2 separate regions of the Mus musculus genome follow, and region 1 is linked to region 2. Evidence: chromatin loops called from intact Hi-C (ENCODE). Cell type or tissue: heart. All regions are shown on one strand. Links, peaks and the distances in the headings refer to the core of each region. The heading gives the core; the rest is flanking DNA.

The links. Hi-C counts contacts between places; a loop is a spot of excess contacts. Peaks named below come from ENCODE experiments on the same cell type or tissue, not always from the same donor. Only the 100,000 strongest peaks of a DNase experiment are listed, where the experiment ranks them.
Region 1: a loop joins it to region 2, with 3.0 times the contacts of the local background. A loop is called at or near these places in 6 of 42 quality-filtered maps.

Annotation. Positions count from the first base shown.
Region 1 is chr3:96,225,381-96,237,581 of GRCm38, reverse strand. No RefSeq gene overlaps it. Among named protein-coding and RNA genes, the nearest start is that of H3c15, 7.6 kb to the left of the region's middle. In heart, for the core only: no CTCF peak of the experiment used is centred there; DNase peaks (open chromatin) are centred at 5,961, 6,011, 6,121 and 10,651; H3K27ac peaks cover 198 bases.
Region 2 is chr3:96,059,491-96,071,691 of GRCm38, reverse strand. It overlaps a transcript of Vps45 not described here. Among named protein-coding and RNA genes, the nearest start is that of Vps45, 7.1 kb to the right of the region's middle. In heart, for the core only: a CTCF peak has its summit at 5,428; a DNase peak (open chromatin) is centred at 5,621; H3K4me3 peaks cover 446 bases.

The DNA.
Region 1 (12,201 bases), core at 2,685-10,684, 170 kb before region 2:
TAAGTGATTTTGGTCCATCAAAGCTCTTAGTGGCTAAGCAGACCCCCTCAGCATGCAAATTTACTCCATGAGTTGAAACTAAGGCAGATTTAAAAGCAAGATATCAACCAATTTAAATACAAGAGCTCTGGATGCTGACAGGCTGTGTATGTCATGGTATGTAAGGCAGTCAGGGATCCCTAGCGTAGGAAGGAGAGCTATGGCCTCCCTTTGCTGTTCTCACTTTTAAGGTCGCCTTATTCTCTCTTAGGACTTGTGAGTACTCATTGGCCAAACTCAAAGACTCAAAGGACATGGGAGAGAATGGGAAAAGGAAAAGGAGGGGGCAGTTTATACTAGGCAGGGCAGGACCTGGCTGATATTAGACAGAGGAAGTCTTCTAGGTTAATCTCTGATTTCCTATCACAGGTAAGCCTTTGATGTCAGTGACTTGCCTGCCTCACAGTCTCCCTCCCGGGGCTGCTACTCAAGAGTTGTGCACCTTGACCATGAGTGAGTTAAGTCAGGTTCTCCTCTAAGTTGCCCTAAGTCTTCTTTCACTGGGGAAGAAAACCAGCTGACAGTACAAATCAGTGTGCGGAAATACAGATTAGTGGACCAAAACTCCTCTTAACCAGCCTGGAACCAGGCCTCTCCAGGACACCGCTGCTTAATGCAGTAGCCACCTTAGGGAGCACATACATACATACATACATACATACATACGTACATACATACATAAACTTGTAAAAGAACATTATCATAATCTCAGGTGTTTCCAGGAAAAGTCAGCCACAGAACTGGCATTATTAATGGATTGTGGGTTTTTTGGGTTTTTTTTGTTTGTTTGTTTGTTTTTTACAGCTGATGGTAACCTCACCTTGTAGGACAAGGGTAGACATGGACACAGGTAGAGTGAGGCTGAAAGGGGCTCTTAAGAGTTTCAGTTAAGCAGATGTGGTAACTTGGCCAGTTGGAGAATGGAAGAGAAAGGAACTTTAGGCCTGAGTACTTCCCAACCCGTGGGTCACAACCGTTCCTTTGGGGGCCAAATGGCTTCTGGGTTGCCCAAGACTATTAGGAACACAGAGATTTACATGATTCATAACAGTAGCTAATTTACAGCCAGGAAGTATCAATGAAAATAATTTTGTGGGGTTTTTTTTTTTTTGCGGGGGGGGGGGTCACAACATGAAGTGTATTAAAGGGCTGTAACATTACGATGGGTGAGAACCACTGAGCTAGAATAAGAGTAGATTTGAGCAAGGCAAAGTGATTCAGTGGAAAGCAATTGCTTCTAGAGCCAAGAAGATATACCAAGTCCCTCCTGACCCAGAGACTGAGATTCCTTCTATCTAGAGAACACTATTCTGGGAGTTGGGAATTTTAACATATTCATTTGGCTTAGCCAGACAAATTTGTGGAGAAGCTCTCAGCAGATAGCTAAGGGGATAACAGAAGCAGCAGACTAGAAGGAGTCCCTCCAGGAATTGGAAGAGGAGCTGGACATACGGCTCAGCTGTGAGAAGCACACACTGCCCTTGTAGAGAGCCCCGTCCCAGCATGCATGTCAGCCATCTCTCAACCACAAGTAACTCTAGCTTTGGGGAATCTGACACTCTCTCCTGGCCTCTGCAGCACCTTCATTCACACACAAGACAAAGATTTAAGTACTCAGTCCACATTGAAAAAACAAACAAAAACGATGGGGGAATTCCTAAACTAAGAAGGATAGCTGGAGAGAGGTGAAGAACTCCAGGAGAGAAGATGGCTGAAGGAGGCAAAGGTGGCATCAGCCACGTTGTGCACAGACCCTCAGAAATGGGAACAGCATGCTGCTGCACCTCCATGTCTGCCAACTGCTGGATTATAATCACAGCAACTTTACACAACAGACAAGGAAAAGTCTGAGTACTTTGCCCAGTTTCCCACAACTAGTGTCAAGGACAAAATATTTAAGTGACCCCAAAGTTCATATACATAAGAAGAACACCTTCCAACAGTCCATATTGGAAGCTCAGAAGGGAAATGGCGAAGCATATGGTGCCAAGGGCTAAGGTGCCTCTACTTCCGTTAACTATTTGCTTATCTGTTCAACTCCATAAACACGTAGGGGACATGTTTGTCACTCCCATGCTTTAAAATCTTTCCAGGTTCTCTTTCCCTTTACAATGAAATCTTCACCATGTGCTGAGGTGCAGAGAATCAGAAACTGGGTGGACAGCACAGGCTCTCAAGCCCTGGCTCTGCCTCCTACCCTGCATGCCTTTGGCAGAGGCTACGTTTTACCAGATTCTCATCTCTAAAGTGGAGGCAACAGATGGGACAATGGTGTGTGGAGGTAGTTAAGGAAATAATTTCCATAGTGACAAACGGGTTATAAAACACGTCACTCATTGTTAAATATTCAAAAAGTAAAGTTATGAAGGTATGCTTCATTTTCACCCTAAATCACATGCTTACCTCCTTCTGTCCTCCACCCCTGACTCCCTCTGCTGGCCTTTGACTAGATAAATTCATAACATATTCACCTTTGATTGAATGTAAAACTCACATCTCAACTTAAAGGAAGTGAGTGGTAGTTTATTCTGGAGATATTTTGAGCAACTATGGCCTGAGAACATGGGATTAGGTTACTCCAAATTCTATATCCCAATGTGGAATCTGATTCATGAAGTTTTATAATTTTACAAAACTGTCATAAATCAAGGCAAGTTAAAAAACATTGGTCAAAACATCTAAGAGGCAGCTATAGAAGATGGGGAAGTTTTCTATAGGTCCAAAACACTGTCTATGGTAATCATCCCTTTTGGGTTGACAGAAGACGGTGGGTCTCTTAAGTCAATAGGTCTCTTTCAAAGGTTTTTAATCTGTTAGTCAGAGGATGCTAGTTCTGGCACAGAGGTGGGCAAGGAACAGCTGTCTTGGAGGCTAAACAACATGGTAACAGTCTCCGGATCTGAGCATTCCAATCTCTCCAATTCTGATTGGTCAATCTCTGCAGACACAGCTTCTTTCCAGGATTTCTTGTTCACACATCTGTTGATACAACCTTGGCCTGGCCTGGCCAATGTCTGCAATTCCCAACTAGGCCCACAACTTGGCAAACCCCTTCTGCATGCTCAGGTCTCTCTAGCTCCTTGGTAGGTTGACTTTGTGGTCATCCTGTGAACTACCTCCTGATACCGCATGCCCGAGAAGCTCAGCTCACATGTCCTGTTCCCTCTACCACTTAGACAGCACCAATGGACAACAGAATGCATTCTCAGATTCCAAAAAAGCTTGCCACCTCTGTCTTATCATTTTCTCCTGCATTATAGCATTGGCCTGGCCTAGCAACCTTGGCAAGCATGCCTCCTGTGTTTTTCAGGTTAGAGGCCAGGCTCCTGGGGCACAATGGCCTTCCAGTTCCTGAGAGAAGGACGCACTCCCTCAGGCAGTGAAATATTCAGACCACTGTGTTTCTCTGTATGCTTCCCTAGGAAACAGGGAAACTTGACAGGACAATTGGTCTTGGACATCAATCTCATGTACCCTGTAGAGCTTACAAACACTGTATACTGGCAACTGCTACTATATTGATCCTGACAACTGCCACTATATGCTATTTCTAATAAGAGTATAAAAAGTCTGATTGCTCTCAATAAAATTGTCACAGCTGGACACCCAGCCATCCTGGTTTAATTCCTGGTGGCCACATCAGGTAACCTTGGCCAGTAAATAAGTCCTGGCACTTTCATGGCCCAAGATCAGGAAACGCAGTAGCTGTCCTGGAGTAGTATGCCTTACCCACAAATAGCTAAAGTACGTATTGTGGCATTAGCTGAAGGCACAGTTCCTAACCAGCACCCCCTCAATAGGATCCATGATTGCATGGTGGTGCTATAGGAAGGGGTGCTCATTTGTGGTGGATTGAAAGATGCCCCCCCTTAAAGCTCAATTTCAACCATATCTCAGTTCCTGGAATATATAGAAATCATCTTATACAGCTAAGAGATTTTGTAAACATGGATAAATGAAGGACCTTGAGGTGGGCTCTTACCCAGGATCATCAGACTGGGCCCTACATGTAATCACAAGAGTTCTCATTAACGGAGGCAAGAGGGCCAATGGCAAAGAGCACAGTTGCAGAGACTTGGAGCATTGTGTCCCGGAGTCCAAACCTGCCGGGGATTTCCATCTGTGGAGCTGAGGAACCAGTTCTTCTGCAGCCTCCACCAGGAAACCGTTCTGTAGGCTCATGTTTTGGTAGCCAAGACTCATTGGGGCTCCTGGCCTCTAAAAAGAGAATAAATCTGTGTTGCTTTTTAAGCCCCTAAGTTTATGGCTAGTCATGAAAGCCGCAGGAATTACAGTGGCCTTGTGATGTCCTCAAAGAGATGCTCCCTCTTCTTGTTTTGGATTAGAATCTGAAATACGATTAGCCATGAAGTATAGTTGGCAGCCAAGAAGGGGAAGAAAGGTGTCAGCCAAGGAGGGAAAAAACCACTCAGTGATCCTTGACTGGCCACAGATGGCTCCCTGATGGCTCCTGCCCTGCCTCCCTCCCCGACTTGCTCAGTCAGAGTTTCTCAGGGGATCACTATCTCTGTGGGTGCTATAAATGGTATGGATGATATGTAGACTCCCCAGCCGCAGACCTCCATTTGGGTCCTCAGACCCAGTCCAGGCCGAGGGGCCAAAAACTGACTTTAGGATGGGCCTGTGACAGCCAGAGTGGCAGCCTGTTTGTACAACGAGGAAAGCTCACACCACTTGCCAAAAGGATACTGGAGTCATTTTCTCAGTACTATAAATAACATCAATTTACTTTTTCATAATGTACTGACTACTTTTATGTCAATTTTGATACAAGCTGTAAGTTATCTGAAAGGAGGAAACCTCATTTGAAAAAAATTACTCCATAAAATCTGCTATAGAGCATTTTCTTAATTAATGATTGATGGGGTGGGCTCAGCCCATTGTGGGTGGGGCCATCCTTGGGCTGGTGATCCTGAGTTCTATAAGAAATCAGAGTTCTATAAGCTAAGCAAGTCATGAGGAGCAAGCCAGTAAGCAGCACACCTCCATGGCCTTTGCATCAGCTCCTGCCTCCATGTTCCTGCCCTGCTTGAGTTCTGGTCCTCACTTCCTTTGGTGATAGACAGTGATGTGGAAGGTTAAGCCAAATAAACCTTTCCCTTTTCAAGGTACTTTGGCAATGGTCTTTCATCACAGCAATAGTAACCTTAAGACACACACGTTTGGAGATTAGGCTGAGATAGAATTGTCATGTGACCTCCAAGGGCTCTCTCTCTCTCTAGTGATAACCCTTCCTTGCTTCTCTCACTTCCCAGTGACTCCTGGTGTCCCTTGGCTCCGAGTGACAGAACTCCAGGCTCTGCCTTAGGTTTTACACCAACTTCTTCCCTGTATCTCTGTAGACCCAAACACTATCTTCTTTCTCTTGTATAACACCAATATTTTAATTTAAGGCCTAAATCTAGGGTTATTTCATTTTAAAAAAATCTATGCCTAGTTGTATATGTCAAAATTCTATTTCCAAATTGAAAAAAAAAATCAATGGACATACTGCAGTAGACCTTAACTGGGCCAGTAGATCTAAGCTACATGTGAAAAAAGTCTTATCTGAGGTAGGTGTTGCAAAACCCAACCTTGTACTTGAGTCAAGAGGTCGAGTGGAAGGCCTCAGGGATGGAAGTACTTGAGAGGATGGGGAATCAGCCATAGCAACGGAAACCATTCATACCACTGCACACAAAGGCTTGTCTGAATTTGGATGGGGAAAAAGCAAAAAGGAACTCCTGACAAGAAAGGTAATTAAAGGTGACTCTGGCCCTCCCTACCTGAGTGGCTGGTGACAGGGTACTTCACCATGGCAGGAATTTGGGAAAATGACCTGAATCCACAAGGTCACCTTGAGGGAGGACAGGGGATAGATAAAAAGGTAAAGAAGACAGAACGTTTGGCATCAGGTCTTGCATGAGCTGATGGCTCATGCTAAGCAATGTTATTAAGAACAGCATCTTATATAATGTTTGCAGGTGGAAAGTGGGCCAAGGTCAATAGAAAGCTAAATTAACAACAACAAAAAAATGTTGGCAAAGAGAATACAGGATACATCAGACACAGCTGCCCAGACTGATAACCACAGCCTTCAGGAGAGAAAGCCTAGAACCAAAATCTTAACTCCTTGGTAGCCCTGGCTTCATACTGAGACAGGACTTTGCCAAGTCCGCCCCTGAGGAAGGACACAGAACTAATGGTCCCTTTGTACGAATTTCATCAGGGTCTCTGAGAAAGTCTTGGTTCAGCCTGGCTCCCAACAGGAGCTCTTGACTGGAAGAAACCTAAGGTTGTGACAGAGCTCAGCTGTAACTGGCAGGGCCAAGTGGCACTGTCCTTCAGGCAGCTGGGACTGTGGATCTGTGAAGAGAGCTAGAGACCCAGCTGGCTTTTCTCAACTCCCCAGAGGAGATATAGCAGGTTCTGGGAGTCCCTGGGGCAAGTTTATGCCCCAGGTTAGTCATCTGGGGAATACCTACAGCAGTTACAGATCTGATGGAGACAGGAAAGGAAGGTAGAGCGTCTTATCTTGAGACCAAAGAGGAAAATATGGAAATGTGATCTCTGCATGTGCTTCTCAGCAATAATATTCTACATTTCTCTTAAAGGTGTGTCTGACTTCCATGAATGCGCCATGATATGTACATACCCTTACACACAAAATAAGTAAATGTATAAAGTTAAAAGTAAATACATAAAAACATGTTTTAGGGGAGTAGATGAAGTCCTGAGGGAGTGTGGATTATTGGCATGGCCATGCCAAGGACCCCAGTACCCCAGATGCATAGAAATGGCAAAGCCTAGGTAAGGCTCAGAGGTGTGGCAAAACCTTCCTCTGGTCCAAATATGAGCGTTTAGGAATGAATGATCAGTGTATGCAGAAACTATCAACCACAACTTCCTCCTCCCAGAAGGAAACAACTGGAGACCACTCCCCTACAGTGACCAGCCACTGGCCCTAGCTAACCCCACCTCCTTGTGCTATGCTATGCATAATAAACACACAGTTTTGGATTGTGTAGTAGGTGCCCTCCATCAAAAAGCACTGTCCACCCTATCACAGCTTTTTTTTTTGTCTGTCTGTCTGTCATTTCTTCATCTCCACATCGACCAGCCAAGTCTCCATGACCAAGGCCTCCAAGGGGAGACACATGTATGAATAGCTCTTCAAATGATCATGTGCAAGCAGTTTTTCTTTTCCTTTTTATTTTGTATTTATGTCTTTACTTATTTGTATATTTGTGACACTGCTGGATTAAATTCAGGACCTTGCACATATTATATTACACTCTACCAAACCCTTGATTTTTAAATTTACTTTTGGGGTGTGTGTGTGTGTGTGTGTGTGTGTGTGTGTGTGTGTGTGTATGTATGTGTGTGTGTATGTGTTTGTGTGTGTATTTGTGTGTGCTTGTGTGTGTGTGACTATGTGAGCACATGTGCCACGGAGCATGTGTGTTGATCAGAGGATAGCTCTCAGGAGTCAGGTCCCTATTTTCTTCACATGAGTCCTGGGGATTGAACTTGGGCCGTCAGGCTTGGGAGCAAGTGTCTTCACCCACTGAGCCATCTCAATGACACAAGGCCTTGGAGTTTTGAGACAGATCCTTTCTATGTAGCCCAGGCTAGACTCTATGGTTCCCCTGCTTCTGCCTCCCAAGTGTTAGGCTTGCAGGTCTGTGCCATCACACCTGAGGTGATGTACAATTTTTGGGTGGTACTAGGACTTGAACCTAGGGCCTCCTGTGTGTGAGGCAAGCTCTCTGCCGCTGAGTCACAGCCACAGCCCCAAAGCAGACTAAAAATTGAAATTGTGTGTCGGGAGCCCTGGCACAAAACCACTGACGAGCGCTGAGCTATTTTCCTTCGTGTTTCTTTGGAAAGTCGAATTCTGAAGTGGTCTCGGGGACTGCTGGCCTCTGCCAGCCCTTGTTCAATCCTCTTCCTCTCCTCAGAGGCAGAATCTGAGACTTATTTGTAGTTAAGAAAAATAGGAACAGGAGCTGGGGAGATGGTTCAGAGGTTAAGAGTACTTGCTGCTCTTGCAGGGGACCCAGGTTCAGTCCCCAGCACCCACATGGTGGCTTCAAACAGTGCAATAACAGAGGAGCTGGCACTGCACATGTGTAGTGCAGGAAAACACTAATACACATAAAATAAAAACACATTGAGCGTGTGTGTGTGTGTGTGTGTGTGTGTGTGTGTGTGTGTGTGTGTGTGAATTGATTGTGGTGGAATATTCTTGTATCCGTAAGATTCTGGATTTAAGAAGCAGAGTGTCTTAGTATCCTATGGCTGTGAACAGACACCATGGCCAAAGAAACCATTTCATTGGGGGTGGCTTACAGGTCAGAGGTTCAGTCCACTGTCATCACGGTGAGAAGCCTGGCAGCATCCTGGCAGCATCCAGGCAGACATGGTGCTGGAGAAGAAGATGAGAGTTCTACATCTGGATCTACAGGCAGCAGCAGGAGAGACGCTGGGCTTGCCTTGGGCCCTTGAAACTTCAAAGTTCATGCCCAGTGACACAGTTCCTCTGACAAGGCCACACCTCCTAAAGCCACTCTAAGCTTTCAAATGCATGAGTCTATGGGGCCATTCCTACTCAAACACCACACTGAGGGAAAGTTTGAAGACAAGCTGGCCTACATAGCAAGATCTTGAAGAAAATAAAAGACAATGTGGAGATGGGGTGGGGGTGAAGGGAGGACTAGTGATTGAAAAAACCACAAGCCTTTCCTGGTGTAAACGGGTGCTGGGATCGAAGGCCTGTACCACCAGACCCAGCTTGGTGTTCACAGTTACGACTAATTATGTTTTTAATGAGACTGGGGATAGTGGAGTCCCAATCCCAGATCTGTAGGTTAGCCCTCTAACCCCAGGGACTTTCAGACTTTTTGTTGTTCTTGTTGCCTTTAATTTAAATTGGTTGCTGTTTGCATTATTGAGATATTTTTCCTAAACTATCTCCTCTCAGAATTAGCTGCAATGCATTGAGAGTCTAGTAGGTTCTAAGGTATTGTGAAATACATTGTTGGTTTAGGGTTGGGTTTACTGGTTTTGTTTTATTTGATAGTTTTGTTTGTTTGGTTTTTGTTGTTTGTTTTGTTTTGTTTTTGGTGGGGGTGGTCTTTTAAGACAGGACATCACTTTGTAGCCCAGGATGACATCAAACTCCAAATCCTCCTACCCCAGCTTCCACGGGATTCAGTTACAGGTATGTCCCACCACACCTGACTGCTGTTTTGTCTACTTCTATTTTATTGATTTTTGTTTTTATTTTTTTATTTTATATTTGGAGGTTTTCTTGTGTTTGTTTGTATTTGAAACAGGGCCTCACATTGTAAAACATGCCAGTCTAGAACATACTATGTAGTCAAAAATGGCCTCAGATTTGTAACAGCTCTCCTGCCTCAAAATCCTTAGGGCTGAGAAGATCTCTGAGGTATCAGACAGAGAGGTGAACTGAGAAGAGAATGAAAACTCAGTTCAGATTGAATCAGCAACTTTGATCAAGAGTTTTCTTAAACATCTGGTATCAGGCAGTTTATTCTCAACATATTTAAGCCCAGTATAATTTGGGGCGGGGTGGGGGGAGGAAGTTTCCTGGTGTAATACAATCCCTGATGCTCAACAGGGCATAACTACATTGAAACTCAGGATACATGTCATGTCTTCCAAGGAGATAGGTTACAGAGAGGCTACCTATAACTTAGGAGCCTAGGGAAGGCTCTGGCCTGGTCTCTGTCATACAGATTGCATAGAGGTCATTTGAGCTATTAGTTACCTCTGACCCTGGTGGTGGAAGTTTGGGGGTACCCCTGGCTATAAGGGTCATTTAGACTATTAGGTATCACTGAACCTGGTTGTGGGAGCTTGGCGAGCCTCTGGCTGTAAGGACCATTTAAATTACTAGCCACCTCGGGTCTGCAGCTTGATATGACCTGGCCCAACAGGTCACCAGGCTATTACTCACTTCCCATTTCCAGCCTTCTGGATGAAAAAACAGGTTTTTCATCTTTCTCATTAGAAAGACAATCATGCATGCTTAGCATTCCTGGTTTCTCTGGAGATCTGTGGGGTCAGGGACTTCTATGCCACCCTCCCAACAGTGCTAGGGCTCTGTCTACCAGACGTAGTGCTGGAGAGCAGCTGAGGGTTCTACATCCAGATTCTCTAACAGCAAGAAGAGAAACCTCTAAGCCCACTCCCAGTGACACACTTCCTCCAAGAGGGCTCCATCTCCGAATCCCTGTTAAGAGACACCACTCCCTCATGACTTTCAAATCTGGGAGCTGACTGGGCCGATTCTAGTCAAACCACAGCAGCAATAGAAAAGTAACTGTTGAGGAGGCTGGTCTGTTGCTCTGTATACAAATGCTAAATTCTGAACCCCAAGATCTGGATGCAATCCAGACAAGTGCATTTTCACCTATGATGGCCTCTGCCGTGTAAACCTTGCTCCCCAATTTAAAACTAGTTAATAAAAGGCTAGAGCCTGTGATTTGGAAGTAGAGAGAGGAAGGCAGGACTTTAGCATAGACTGAGGGGACTCAAGAGAGACCAGGGGGAAGAGGAAGAAAGGAAGGAGAGGATGAGGTCACCATGAGTCAGGATGGATCATGATCACGTGGCCAGGAGAAGTGTACCCTGAGGACAGGCTGATGGAGCGGAAGTAGCCTGAGCAGACTCAAACAGCAAGGAACAAGAGGCATATGGTTTGGATAGAGGTGAGAACAGCATAGAACCTGCCCAGTCTAGGCTTACATCATGTAAATAAAATACCAGGTTTCTGTGTCTTTTATACGGACTAGCTAGAATAAATATTTCATTTACAAGTAACTAAGGCAGCATCCTTCCGACGGTAAATTAGAGCACCTTCCATGACACTTTCTGTGTCAGTACTTCCCTCTCTCAATATTCACCATTATTTATTATGGTCACTGAATATCGTTCTTTCCTTCCACTTACTAAAAGTCTAAGGAGCCAGAAACCACTCTGCTCTGTTTAATCTGCATCATCCCTGCCTGGGAGGTTGCCTGCTGTCTAACAAACAGGATTTTGTTCGTTTGTTTTTTTTCTCGAGACAGGGTCTATGTAGTCCTGATTGTCCTAGAGCTCCCTATGGAGACCAGGCTCACAGATATTCTCTTGCCTTCCCAGTGCTGGGATTTTTAAACTTGTGCTACCACAGTTGCTTGGAATTGTTTTCTTTGTCACTATGTGGATTAAATGAAAGCTCTCACACATGGAAAGCCAGCACTCTACCTCTCGGAGCCACCTCAGTTCTCCCTAAGGTTTCCAGGCAGGTTTTGACTTTGTGATCCTCCTGCCTCAGACCCTCGTTAAGCCAATTGCAGGCTTGCTTGTAACACGAGGCCCAACTCCAAAAATTCTTAAATTAATTAGTGACACTACACCTGATAATGCTTCTGAGTGTAAGAGAAAGAAATGGCCTAGAGGCCATTAATGTTACTATTGAGAGACATTTATAAATGTACACATTCCCAATCAAACACGCTGAAGCTGATTGAACCTAGCGGCCCTAATCACAATGGCAATCTTTTCGTTAAAGGGCAATTTCTGAAGATAAATAAGGACTAAATAGAATAAAAAGAACACTGGAGCTCAGGCCCTTCTGCTGAGAATTAGGATCTAAGTGTTTCCCTCCTTTTCTCTTGCTATTGCTTTGTTGTTTGCTTGCTTTTGTCACATGACAACTTTACTGATAGGAAACACAGTCACACCCAGCAGACAAGGCTTTTCTGTCATCTCCTCTCACACAGTCACCTACACTGTCACACACTTCTTCAGCTTGAGTCTTTCAGGCTACTCCTCAGCTACAGTGGTGGGGCACTCCTACCTTCTTCCCTAAGACAATGTGGCATGATGGCTTTCCTCTTAAAGGCACAGGAGTGCACAGATCACAAGTGAAATGGGACGTGCTGTGTCATTTCATGCTTCACCAAGCAAAGCTGAGGCAGTTTATTCCCCGACAGAGGAGGTTTGTGAACAAAGTGAGGGGGTCAGGTTTGTGTTGGAGAGGACTCACACCAGCATGGAGGGTGGTAGAGCAGCTTTGGTGAAGGTAACCCTCCCCCCACTTTGATAGAATAGGTATGTGTGTATGCTTCCCTCCCCCTCAGTTCCTTTTCA
Region 2 (12,201 bases), core at 2,354-10,353:
GGAGAGATGGCTCAGTGGTTAAGAGTATCGGCTGTTCTTCTGGAGGACCAGGGTTCAAGACCCAGCACCTACATGGTGGTGGTTCACAACCATCTGTAATTCCAGCTCTAGGGCATCTTCTGGCCTCTGTGGACACGGGACATGCATATACAGACATACACATGAGCAAAGTATATGAAAAAAAAAATTAAACTTAAGACAAAGGAAATATCCCCTGAATCTCCCACCTAAGAAAATGATCTAATCCAGACAAAAGAAGGAATGAACAAGCCACACACAGGACCCATACTCAAAGACAGAAGAAAGAAATGTTCTGAAAAAAGAATGCCAAGGACAGCCGCTCTGCCCCTTATACCGTTATGAGGATCTCAGCAGATCCAAGACAGAGGTGTGACATTGTTAAACCTTTATCGTCACTCTGTTCCAAGAAATGAAAAGCAATGTACAGCGGCTGACTATGACCGGAGGAAGAATTCGTATGTAAACACTAAAACTGGAAGTGCCTAGAAATTAAGGCCCGACCCCCACTCCATCCCCTCACCCCTGCTCTTAGGTAAAAAGCAAAGGTTGGGGTGGAGAGTTGCTCAGTGGTTAAGAGCACTAGCTGCTCTTCAGAAGACAGGCATTTGATTTCCAGCACCACCGGGGGCAGCTCAAAATCCTTCGTAACTCCAGCCTTCTGGCTTCTGTCATCCACAGGGGGACACATGATGTTGTTAATATTTCATCTCAACTGGGGGTTTCTACCCTGCCTTTGAGCATTCTGTTCCCAGATAAAAGACACATAATTTTTATATTTACAGTAAGCATTTAATGCACTAGATCTGGGTGGATATCTACTGTCTAAGCTATTAGAATCTACTTCTCCATCAATAACCCCAAGCTATAACTTGCCATGTCCCATCTGGGCAGCTCTTAATTCCCATTGGCTGGCCCTTATGGCCATGTTTTCATGAGTCACCCTCCCCATGGTCTTCACCCCTCTCCATTTTCCTCTCTTCTCCTCTGCTCTCTCTCCCTAACCTTTAATCCCTCCAACTCTTGGCTGTTGCCATTTTTATTTAATCAATAGTTTTAAATTAAGGAACAAGGTGTGCATAACAAAAGCTAGTAACTATGAGAATTGGCTTGTAGGCCTGGATCTTGGAGTGTGGGGCAATGGGCTATGCACAGATGGCCTGGTCTCCAGTCGAGCTGAGGTCTTGAACTCTGGTAGAGCCCAATGGGTGGTAATCCCACCTACTTGGGACAAAAGGTGTTCCCTCATGTCTCCTGAACCCCTGGCTCCTGTCAAAGTTACTGCCACCAAAAGCCTCCACAGTGCCACATCTACTCCAGTAGTGACTCGTGTGACAAGCCCAAAAGCTTGGACGCAGTCTCAAGGTGAAAAGTTCACGGAAATTTAGTCTCCTGGAACCATGGCATCCTGTAAAGCAAATGCTTCAATTCTGTCCCTGAGTTAGTCAGGTGTATGACCTGTGTCAGTATTGTTGTATTGCAAGTGCCTTTAAGGATTGATTTTGATATATAGCTAAGTTAGATTAGCCTCCACCAGTGTTCCAATGTCCTAGGCAGTCCTTGAGCTGACCCTGAGCTTGGAATTCAGTAAGAATGTTACCTATTCAGTAACATTCACAATTACCTCTAGTAGAGACAGTGAAAGTAATCAGGCATTACAATTTACTTGAATAGAGCTATTAATCTCAGGGCTAGTCTACAAAGTAAATACTTAGAACAATAGCTGAGTCACTCTCATACACAGGAATTTACAATGGCCTAGGAAGAAGGTGGGTTGTGGTTTTAGGAGGAACTGTAGTATGATTCATGAAAGGGTTAGTAAAACGGAATTCCCCTGGTGCATGTATTTCACTAGGCCCAGAGGAATAGCATAATCAGGTATTTACTAAGGGACCTCTGGTGGTGGGTTTAACAATAGACTAGCAATGCATCAGACCATTCACCTCACTCCTTTGTTTAGCTGATCTTAAATAATGACTGTTCCTATCTCAGTTGTAAACACTGCCTGGCTCCCCCTAGCTTCTTATGCATGATTTTTTTTTTTTTTTTTTAATTTTTCAAGACAGAATTTCTCTGTGTTCCTCTGACTGTCCTGGAACTCACTCTGTAGACCAGGCTGGCCTTGAACTCAGAAATTCGGCTGTCTCTGCCTCCCAAATTCCGGGATTAAAGGTGTACGCCACCACTCCCCGTATGTATGCATTTTCTTTGTTTTGTGTCGATGTACCTTGTAGGCGGATGTATTTGCCTAGCTTTCTTGTTTTTCTCCTGTATTAAAAGTCTGATGCTTGCTTTGAGACATTACATTCAGATATCACACTCCCTTATGTCCCTGTCTGTTTGTCACCCTTTTCTCGCCCACCTGTCCAGAACCCTGATTTCTCCTACAGATTGAGGGGGTCCGACTGAGGCCAGTCCGCGGCACCACAGGAGAAGCATGTGGCTAACGGTCCAAGCTATGGCTTGTTCCAAGCTTCTGACCATGTAGGCTATGTTCTAAGCTTCTGACCTTCAGGCTAGACTCCTCCCAGTTACTTAGCAACAGCAAGATAACAAACCCACTATAAGAGGGGCTGCTTGGCCCCACCTAGCTCTCTCCCTCTTACTCTCTAAGCTTTTACCTCTCTCTAAGCTTTCACCTTTCTTATTCTCTAGCTCTTTTCTCTCTTTCCCTTTCTCCCTCTCTCCACATGGCCATGGCCAGTCTATCTTTCTTTTACCTTCTCTCTTTCCCCCTGTCTTTCTACAATAAAGGTCTAAAACCATAGACTGTCTCTGTTCATCAAGGCCCGCCATGCTTGGACGATGGGATAGGCTTTCTTCTAAGGAGCCACTTCTAACCTCCCGTCAGAAGGCCTTCCTATGTTCCAGCCACGAACCAGAGTAAGGACTCTCACCTGCATGGGAACCTCTCTCCCTCTGCCCTCTTCCCGTATCTCTGGGGCGGAGAGTGTTGCCCCGGGGCCCCTATTCTGTTCTCAGCTTCTCTGCCATATCCAGCATGGGATGCCGGAGACTGAGAACCTGGTACGGGGCCTGCCCCTTGTCCACCCTCCGCCGTGTGGGGTCAGTGGCTTCACACAGCCAGATGCCCACCCGGGCTGTGTGGAAAGCATCCAGCAGTGCTCCCGTGTCTGCCTGCCCAGAGCACAGGAACTCTGGTCAGACACGGGCTCTCTTACTACCCCCTCTTTCCCCTACACCTATGCCCCGCATTGGAGTACAGAATTTAGCATTACAATGCATAGTGTAGCCCTCAACACACGCACACACACATCCCAAACTTTAAGACAAATAATAAACAGTAGCAGAGGCCCACTGAGATAAATCACTCCTAAAGCACATACAGACATTAACAGTAGAATGTACTGTTTTCCCCCCCACTCCCCGCCCACCCCTCTACCCCCCACCCACCCGTTCCCCGTTCCCAGCTCGACCTTCCTTTCACTCTATAAATGTGAGTGTTCTCCAAAGCAGAGAACTGGGCTTGTGTCATCAGGGAATTAAAAAATCTGGTTTCCCAATAGCATTCATACGCTCAGGCATGGTGAACTTGAATGTTGCTATGTACTTTCCACAATAACTGAAAACTTAAAATGAAAGAAACTCAGAAAATGTATTTGTACATTTTGTGCAATTTGTGGTAACAGAGGAAACTGCTATTTGCATTAAAAATTTTCAGATAGTACCAGGAATTATGTTATTCATCTTCAGGTTTAAAATCCAGTTTCATCCCTTAGAAGAAGTAAGCTTAACTATAACTATCTAACCACCTATTCTCAATTTTTTTTTTTTTGAGACAGGGTTTCTCTGTATAGCCCTGGCTGTCCTGGAACTCACTTTGTAGATCAGGCTGGCCTCGAACTCAGAAATCCACCTCCCTCTGCCTCCCAAGTGCTGGGATTAAAGGCGTGCGCCACCACACCCGGCCACCTATTCTCATTTTTAATATACCATTTTTATTAATGCTTTGAAAATTTCATACAATATATTTTGATCATATTCTCCCAGTTCCCCTGTTTTTTATTTTTAAAAAGACAATACTATGTATTTCAAAGTGATGTATATGCAATAAATACATACAACTTTGTCAATTAAAAATAAATAAAGTCAGGCGGCAGCACTCCGGAGACAGAGGTAGGTGAATCTCTGCGAGTTCAAGGCCAGCCTGGTCTACAGAGCAAGTTACAGGACAGCCAGGGCTACACAGAGAGACCCTGTATTGAAAAACCAAAAATAAATAAATAAATATTTATAAAAACAAAAGGGAGGCTGTGTATAGTGGGGCACATCTTCAATATACCAGCATTAAGAAGGCAGAGACAGGTAGATGTTTGTGAGTTCAAGGCCAGCTTGGTCTACATAAGAAGTTCCAGTCTAGCCCCGGCTACATAGTGAGACTGTCTCCAACATAAAAAGAGGAGAAGGGAGATGAACAAAGTACCATTTACATCACTGAGTTGTTCTAAGAAGCAGAAATAGCAGCCACTTAGAAAAGAGCCCAAGATTGGTGTCATCTTGTTTTATTTCTATTGCTGTGATTAAACACCATGACCAAAGGGAAAGGGCTTGTTTTATTTTACAGCTCCATCGTTAAGGGACAGCAGTGCAGGAACTCAACGCAGGAACCTGGAGGCAGAAACGGAGGCAAAGGCCATTGAGGAAAGTTGGTTACTGACTTACTCCCCCAGCTCACTCCACTGCTTTTCTATACAACCTAGGACCACCTGCAAAGGGGATGGCCCCGCCCACAGTGGACCGAGCTCTCCTACCTCAATCATCAATCAAGAGCAAGCCCCACAGACTGCCTATAAGCCAATGTGATAGAAACAGTTTCTAGATTGAGAGTCCCTCTTCCCACACCACTCTAGTTTGTGTTGAGTTAATAAAAAACACAACAGATCACCCTGAGAGGTAGGCACTGGCAGCAAAAGCAGACATTCTACCAGACTCCAGCATGCTGAATCTCAGATGGGACCTCACACTTACCAGACCCTCCCAACTAGTATACTTCTTGATTAGGTAGAATCTCATAGAACTTATTTTTATTTAACCTTTAGAAATGATATATACATACACATATATAGTGACAAATGCAATAAAAGAACAACAACAAAAGCAGTGGAATTCAAAGCTCCAAATAGATGACAGATGAGCGGGACAGAGTGGTTTCACATGATAATCCCATCTCAGACTGAGGCCATTAGATCATTTGAACTCAGTAGTTGAAGTCCAGGTGGAACAATATAGTAAAGGCTGAGAGCAAGAGTGAGACAAGAAACAGATTATACTACAAGCTTTACGTAATGTATTCTAGCTAAAACAATGCCTTTCCCTCATTCGTGTGAGCACTGGTCACAGGACAGCTCCCAGTTTTAGAAGCCCATGTTTTCCCTAGAACCTTCTTGACAGTCCAAGGGCGCCCTCTGTCTGAATACTAAATATCCAAAGCTAACGAGAATTGATGCTCTCTCAATTACACACACGCGCGCGCGCGCGCGCGCGCACAGACACACACACACACACACACACACACACACACACACACTTTATTTATTGGGGATGTGGGTGTGAGTATTTTTGCATTTGTGCCATCACACACACGTAGACCTTAAAGGAATTGGTTCTCACCTACCGTGTGGGACCCTGGGATTGAACTCAGGTCATCATTCTTGGCAGCAAGACCTTCACTAGAGGAGCCATCTCACCAGCCCTCACGGAAACTCTTACTAAACAGTTTCTGGAATCAGTCCTATCTTTAATCGCTGCCAGAGGATGTTGGAAAAAAAAATGCAGTGCGTCATTTGTTTATTACAAGCCCCTCCCCCAACAATGAAATCAACATCCCCGCTGTTTATCTGGGGATTTGGAGAGAAGTTTTATATTTTCCTCAGAATGTATTCCATATTATCCAATAAAATTATCGGCATGAGCCGCCCAGCTAATCACACTGATCTCTGTCTGTCCTGCCTGTGTAAAACGATACTCTGTTTCACATGCCACTGAAGCCGGTGTCCAGTAATGAGTTTCACGGATATCAAATATTTATTGGCTATTTTTTCAGGGCAGGACACAGTTCTAAGCGAAAAGTATGGAAAAAAACCCTTTTTCTATCCTTAAAGAAATGATGTCGTGTGTAAAATAGGAAGTGTAAAAGGAGACAACACAAAGAAACAGGCAGTAAGTCACCCACTGACAGAGTAGCTTCTTGCAGTTTTCGGATTTCTTCTACTTCAGGGAAGGTAATTCGACCTCTCCCAGCCTCAGAGGATCTGCATCCACCTCACAAAAAGCTTGCAAAGGGTGAAATCTTCCTAAAGATCCCAAGGCAGGCCAGGCTCTGGGTGGTGCATGCTTTTAGCTCCACACTTGGGAGGCAAAGACAGCAGATCTCTGAGTTCGAGGCCAGCAGGACTACATAGAGAAAGTCTGCCTTGAAGAATAATACAGAGCAAACAAAGTTTCCAAGGCAGCTGTTCTTGATTTGTTTTGTTTGTTTGTTTGCTTTGGGTTTTTTTGCTTTTTGTGTAACCCTGACTGTCCTGGAACTCACTCTGTAGATCAGGCTGCCCTCAGATTCTCAGAGATCTATCTGCCTCTGCCTTCTGAGTGCAGGGATTAAAGGTGTGCACCACCACTCAGTTCGTTAATGGTGATTATTATGAAGGAAATATCAGATAATAATATCTGAGAGTAAAGACATTTCATTTGCTTAAGTATAAGTAAAATATTTTGCATCTTAATTTTACAATATGAAATATTTTTCCTCGTAAAGAAAACCTGATTGTCATCAAATGATTGATAAAATCACTAATGTGCCATCCTAAAGAAGTTATTATCAACATAAAAATAATATAGTCTAGACTCTTTTACATCTAATAAGATTTAAGGAGCTATAAGACTATGAATTTTCTGACATGTCATATGGCTTGCCAATTTTTGTGATGCATTGTATAAAATACTAAAAATATTTTAGCCATATTTATGGTCATCTACAAATCTAATACTATGAGCAGCCCAAGGAAAAAAAAATCATATTTATAAAAGAGATCTCAGAAGTAATATAATTTCATTATATATAATAATATATATAAGAAATAAGAACTTACAGTTTGAAACGCTCAAAGAATAAATAAGATATATTTAAAAAGATGGAACTTGTTTTACAGGCCTTAACATTGGAACATATTTAAAAACTTGTCTTGTGAGGGCCTGGAAAGATGACTCAGCTGTTTAGAGTACCAACTTCTCTTCTTGGATTCCTGGTACCCATGTAGCAGCTCAAAACCAAACCCATGACTGTAACTCCAGTCCCAGCAGACCTGACACCCTCTTCTGGCCTCCATGGACACGAGACACGAAAGTGGCTCAAGACATGCATGCAGTGAAAACACCCATTCTCATGAAATAAAAATTAAAAATTTATCTTATACACTTTATTAACTTTTCAGGGAAGCAAAATGCAACAATCACATTTTGTTTGCAAATAGTAAAACTAATCATGGCACAGAAGATAATTAAAGCTTGGCTAATGATTGTATTATTTAATTCTCCCACTAACCAAAGGAAGCTGTTATTTTTTCCGTTTACAGATGAGGAAACTGAAGAACTGAGAGGCTGTGTAACTTGTCAAATCCACACAGCTGGTAGGCAGCAGATTTAATCTAGGTTGCCTGATTCTAGAGTCTTCATTTTTGTCTTATTTTGAGACAGGGTCTTGGTATCTATATACCAAGTAGATCAGGCTGGGAGATTTGCCTGCCTCTGCTTCCCAAGTGCTGGGATTGAAGGTGTGCTCCACCACGCCTGGCTAGAATCATTTCTTTTACAGAGAATATATATTCAGTACTATATAAAGACCATCTGCATGGTCTTTAACCATAAATACATCTCTTGCTTATGATTTCAAAAACTGTATCTTTTTTTCTCCTTTTTTTCCTTTTTCTTTTTTTTTTAATTAGGTATTTTCCTCGTTTACATTTTCAATACTATCCCAAAGGTCCCCCATACCCAACCCCCCATCCTTTTTCTTATAGAGTGCATCGAATCCCATTACAGATGGTTGTGAGCCACCATGTGGTTGCTGGGAATTGAACTCAGGTCCTCTGGAAGAGCAGTCAGTGCTCTTACCCACTGAGCCATCTCTCCAGCCCAAAAACTCTGTATCTTTTAAAACTGTTTTTTAGTGTGTGCATGCACACGTGCTTGTGTGTGCATTTGTGTGTGTATGGGTAAGTGTGTACTTGTGTGTGCATGGGGTGTGTGTGTAGGTCACAGAACAACTTGTGAGTAGTCAGTTCTCTCTTCCCACCTTTTGGATCCTGGAAATGGAACTCAATTATCAGGTTTGGCAGCAAATGCCTTTACCCACTGGGCCATTTTGCTAACTTAGTGATTGATGTTACAAGATATCATACAGGGAGGCAACACTTTTCATTTTCATGCTGTTTTATACTTTGAATGAACTAGTCCTAGCTATAAGAATGAAAAACCCCTGCAAAGGCCACAAATTTGACTAAGCCGGAGATTTGCAGCCAGCTAGCAGTGCAGCTAGACCCAACTGTCCGAACGCAGGTGGGAGCTTTGAAAGCCCCACACACACCTGCACAACACAATCCGCCCATTTCCCAGAGCAGCTGGCCGCAGAAATGGATGGTGAGGAAGGTGTTGGAAGAAGACGGCAACAGTGTCAGAGCCAGTAAAGAAGAGAACAGAACTTCATTCATTGCCACGGAGTTATCTCACCCAGATGATCTCGGCTGCCCCAAATGTAGTTCCTGGAACACAGGGGCCAGAATCCCTGGGAGCCAATTAAAAATACACGAGCTTGCAGAGCCACTGAATCTTCGTTTTAACACGGTCTCCAGGTGATTCCTAGGTACATGAGCGTTTGAGGAACTATTCAAACACACTGAAGTTTAACTACAGGAAATAGATTCCTCTCCAAATTGGTGGTATTTGAATGACTGATGAGTCATTAAACATCCTCTTAATCTCAGACACATTGCAAAGGTATTTAAGGTAGCTTTTATGGCTTTTTGATTGGTGCTAGGGCTTGAACTCACGGCTTTCACGTTAGACAATCACTAACTCAGAGCTACACTCCAGCTCTAACGTCCTTTGTGCTTATCTATTGATGCCTACTTAGGAAGAGCCTTTATATATAATATATTTCTTATTTTATTGTTTCTTCTGAGAGGTACCAAAACGGTTGTTGTTTTGAGTAAATGTAAAATTACTTAATGGTGTTTGTTTGTTTGTTTGTTTGTTTTTTGTTTTTTTTGCTTTTAACTAGACTTTTGCTTTCAGTGCTGGGGCTGGAACCCAAAGTCCCAGGCATGCCAGGCAGATGCTGAACCGTCCCCACATCTGTTACACATTCTTTAGGAATACTGGCAATTGGTGGTAGATAATCTGATCAATGTAACATGTATGAAATTGTCAAAGAATAAGTAAAAGAGAAACAGAACCCTGACAAACCTAAGCCCATTTTTACTGCAAGCTCATGCCTACATTTCATGTTCTCGTTAAAGTCTAATTTAGAAAAGGGAATACATATTCACTAGTGTGTTTATCAAAATAAACACAAAAGTATACATACAATTACATATTGTTTAGCTAAATTGAGATCTAGGTATCGATACAGATTCCATTATTTATCACATCTATTTACCACTTGAAAAAGAGGGAGTCAAAGTTGCATAAACAACTCAGTAACGTGCTTTCTGTGTAAGCAGGAAGATCTGAGTTTGATCCACACTCATGCAAAAGCTCAGACATGGTAGCATGCGCTTGTAATCCAGTACTAGCGAGGCAGAGACAGATGCATCCCTGGGGACGCTTGGGCAGCCAGCCTAGCCTAAGCAGTGGGCTCCTAGGTCCCACTGAGAGAATCTGTCTCAAAGAAAACAAGGTGAACAGCTCCTGAGAAATGGCACTCAGGGTCAACCTCTGCTCTACACACACACATGCATACATGTACACCAATAGACACACCAAGCAACACACACACACACACACACACACACACACCAAACTGAGCAGTCTTTTGATTTTTAAACATTTCTTGAAATAGAAGATCATTTCAAAGAGGAAAAACAGATCAGCCTGATGTGGTGCACAGCTTTAATCCTAGCACTTGGGAGACAGAGGCAGGTAGCTTGAGTTCAAGGCCAGCATAGCCAGGGCTACATGGAGAAAGCTTTTCTCAAACAACAACAACAATAACATCATCATCATCATCATCAAAGGACAGATGTGTGTCCATGAATTCTTATTTAAATTTAGGGTCTAGAAAATGAAACAGTCTATCAGCCGGGTCTCAGACTTTTGATACCTTCCCTTCCTTGTTTTTTCACAGTTGGATCAGGGCTGAAGGGGTTAATCAACAGTTAGTGTCCATTATGGGATAACTTACATTTCCTTAGAATTTAAATATTGAAGTCCTAAAGGAGCATCCTAATGAAATGTCAATGCTTAGAAGGTAGCTGTATTTAGAGTTGGGGTCTTTAAAGGAGACAACTAAATCCAAATGCAGTCATCAGAGAGCCTCTAACCCAATACATTTGGTTTGTATGAGGAAATTAGAATACAGAGGCTCAGAGAGATCATGTGCTATCACAGGACAAGACCTTCTGCAGAAGACCCAAGAAGAAGTCAACCCTGGACACCTTGACCTTGGATGTTCACCCTCCAGAAATATGAGAAAATGCCATTCTGTTGGTTTAGCCTCTTTGTCTGTTGGCACCGTTATGATGTCCTCGGCACATTAATACAGCATCCAACACAGAATATACTTGATGGGTACTTGTTGAAGAGAATTTGTAAATGCTACATTTTATCCAGCTACTAAGTCTCCCAAAGCTGAGAAAAGATACAGAATAGCCAAGTGCCCTCTACTTCCCTGACACATTGTAAAGCCTCAGCATGCAGCTATGTTCTGGCCTTCAGTTGTGTGCCCCTTGCTCCCTCTCTGACTGAATCATGAAGCATTTGTTTATGCATCTTTCTGGCCTGAGGTTTTAGCAATATGCTATTTTTACAGTCTGGTAGTACACTATTTAAAAAGGCATGAGCTGCTTTTATTCCCAGTACTCTGTTTTTATCCAAGGAAGCTTTAAGTTCTAACTCATCCCACACCAAATACAGTAGTTAATTTCAAAGTTATTACTTATTGTAGATATTATGTATTCATTCTTTGAGTGATGGACACTCAGATTGTTTACAACTTTATCTTACGACTCTCAGTGACTCTGTTAGAGCATCTGTGTGCATGCTTCATAAACATGTGAGAGTTTTTTAGAGCATGAAATTTCTCTCATGGCCACACACAGGGGACACTGGGAAAGCTGACAACTGAAGCAGCTCAGAGGCAATGGGGGCCCAGTGGCCCTGCATGGCCACTTCTGGGTTAAAAGTGTGGGAATGATGCTCTACTGTACAAGAATACCAAGGGGCAGGAAATTTGAACCCACAAGCATAAGGGTTTTATGTTTCACTAGCTTTTAAAGATAATTCCACATTTCTATTAAAAAAAAAGGCTCTTTGATTCTTGCGTTGGTAACCTGTGAATTCTTGTCTCACACTGTCTCCAACACTTGGTATTGTCAGACATTTTAAGCTTGTCAAAGTAGGTATTTTCTTTTTCAAAAAGTCATATCTGTCTGAATACAAATAACTAAAAGGACTCTCTCCACTCATTTCTTACAATTGTAATCTGACAAGGCACCATTTCAAGGACAATCATTGTTCTACTCCTCGTCTCTTGTTCAGTTTGTTTTATTTTTTGAGACAGGGTTTCTCTCTGTAACAGAGCCCTTGCTGTCCTGGAACTCACTCTGTAGACCCCGCTGGCCTCAAACTCAGAGATCTGCCTGTCTCTGCCTCCTGAGTGCTGGGATTAAAGGTGTGTGACACCACTGCTGGCTTGTTCTTTTTAAGATACAGAAAGTTGAAAAAATATGACATACTATATTACAGTCCAGGTAAGGAAATAGAATCCAAGCAACATGGGTGATGGTGATTTTTCAGATACCAGTAACTTGCTAGATTTGTGGGTAAATTTTATTTTCTTTGATGAGTCAGTTTTCTATAATATATGAACTTTTTTGCTGATAAAACAGGATTGTATATAACATTAGATCTCATTTGTGTGTAGTTAATATCCCACTGACTCGTTTAATA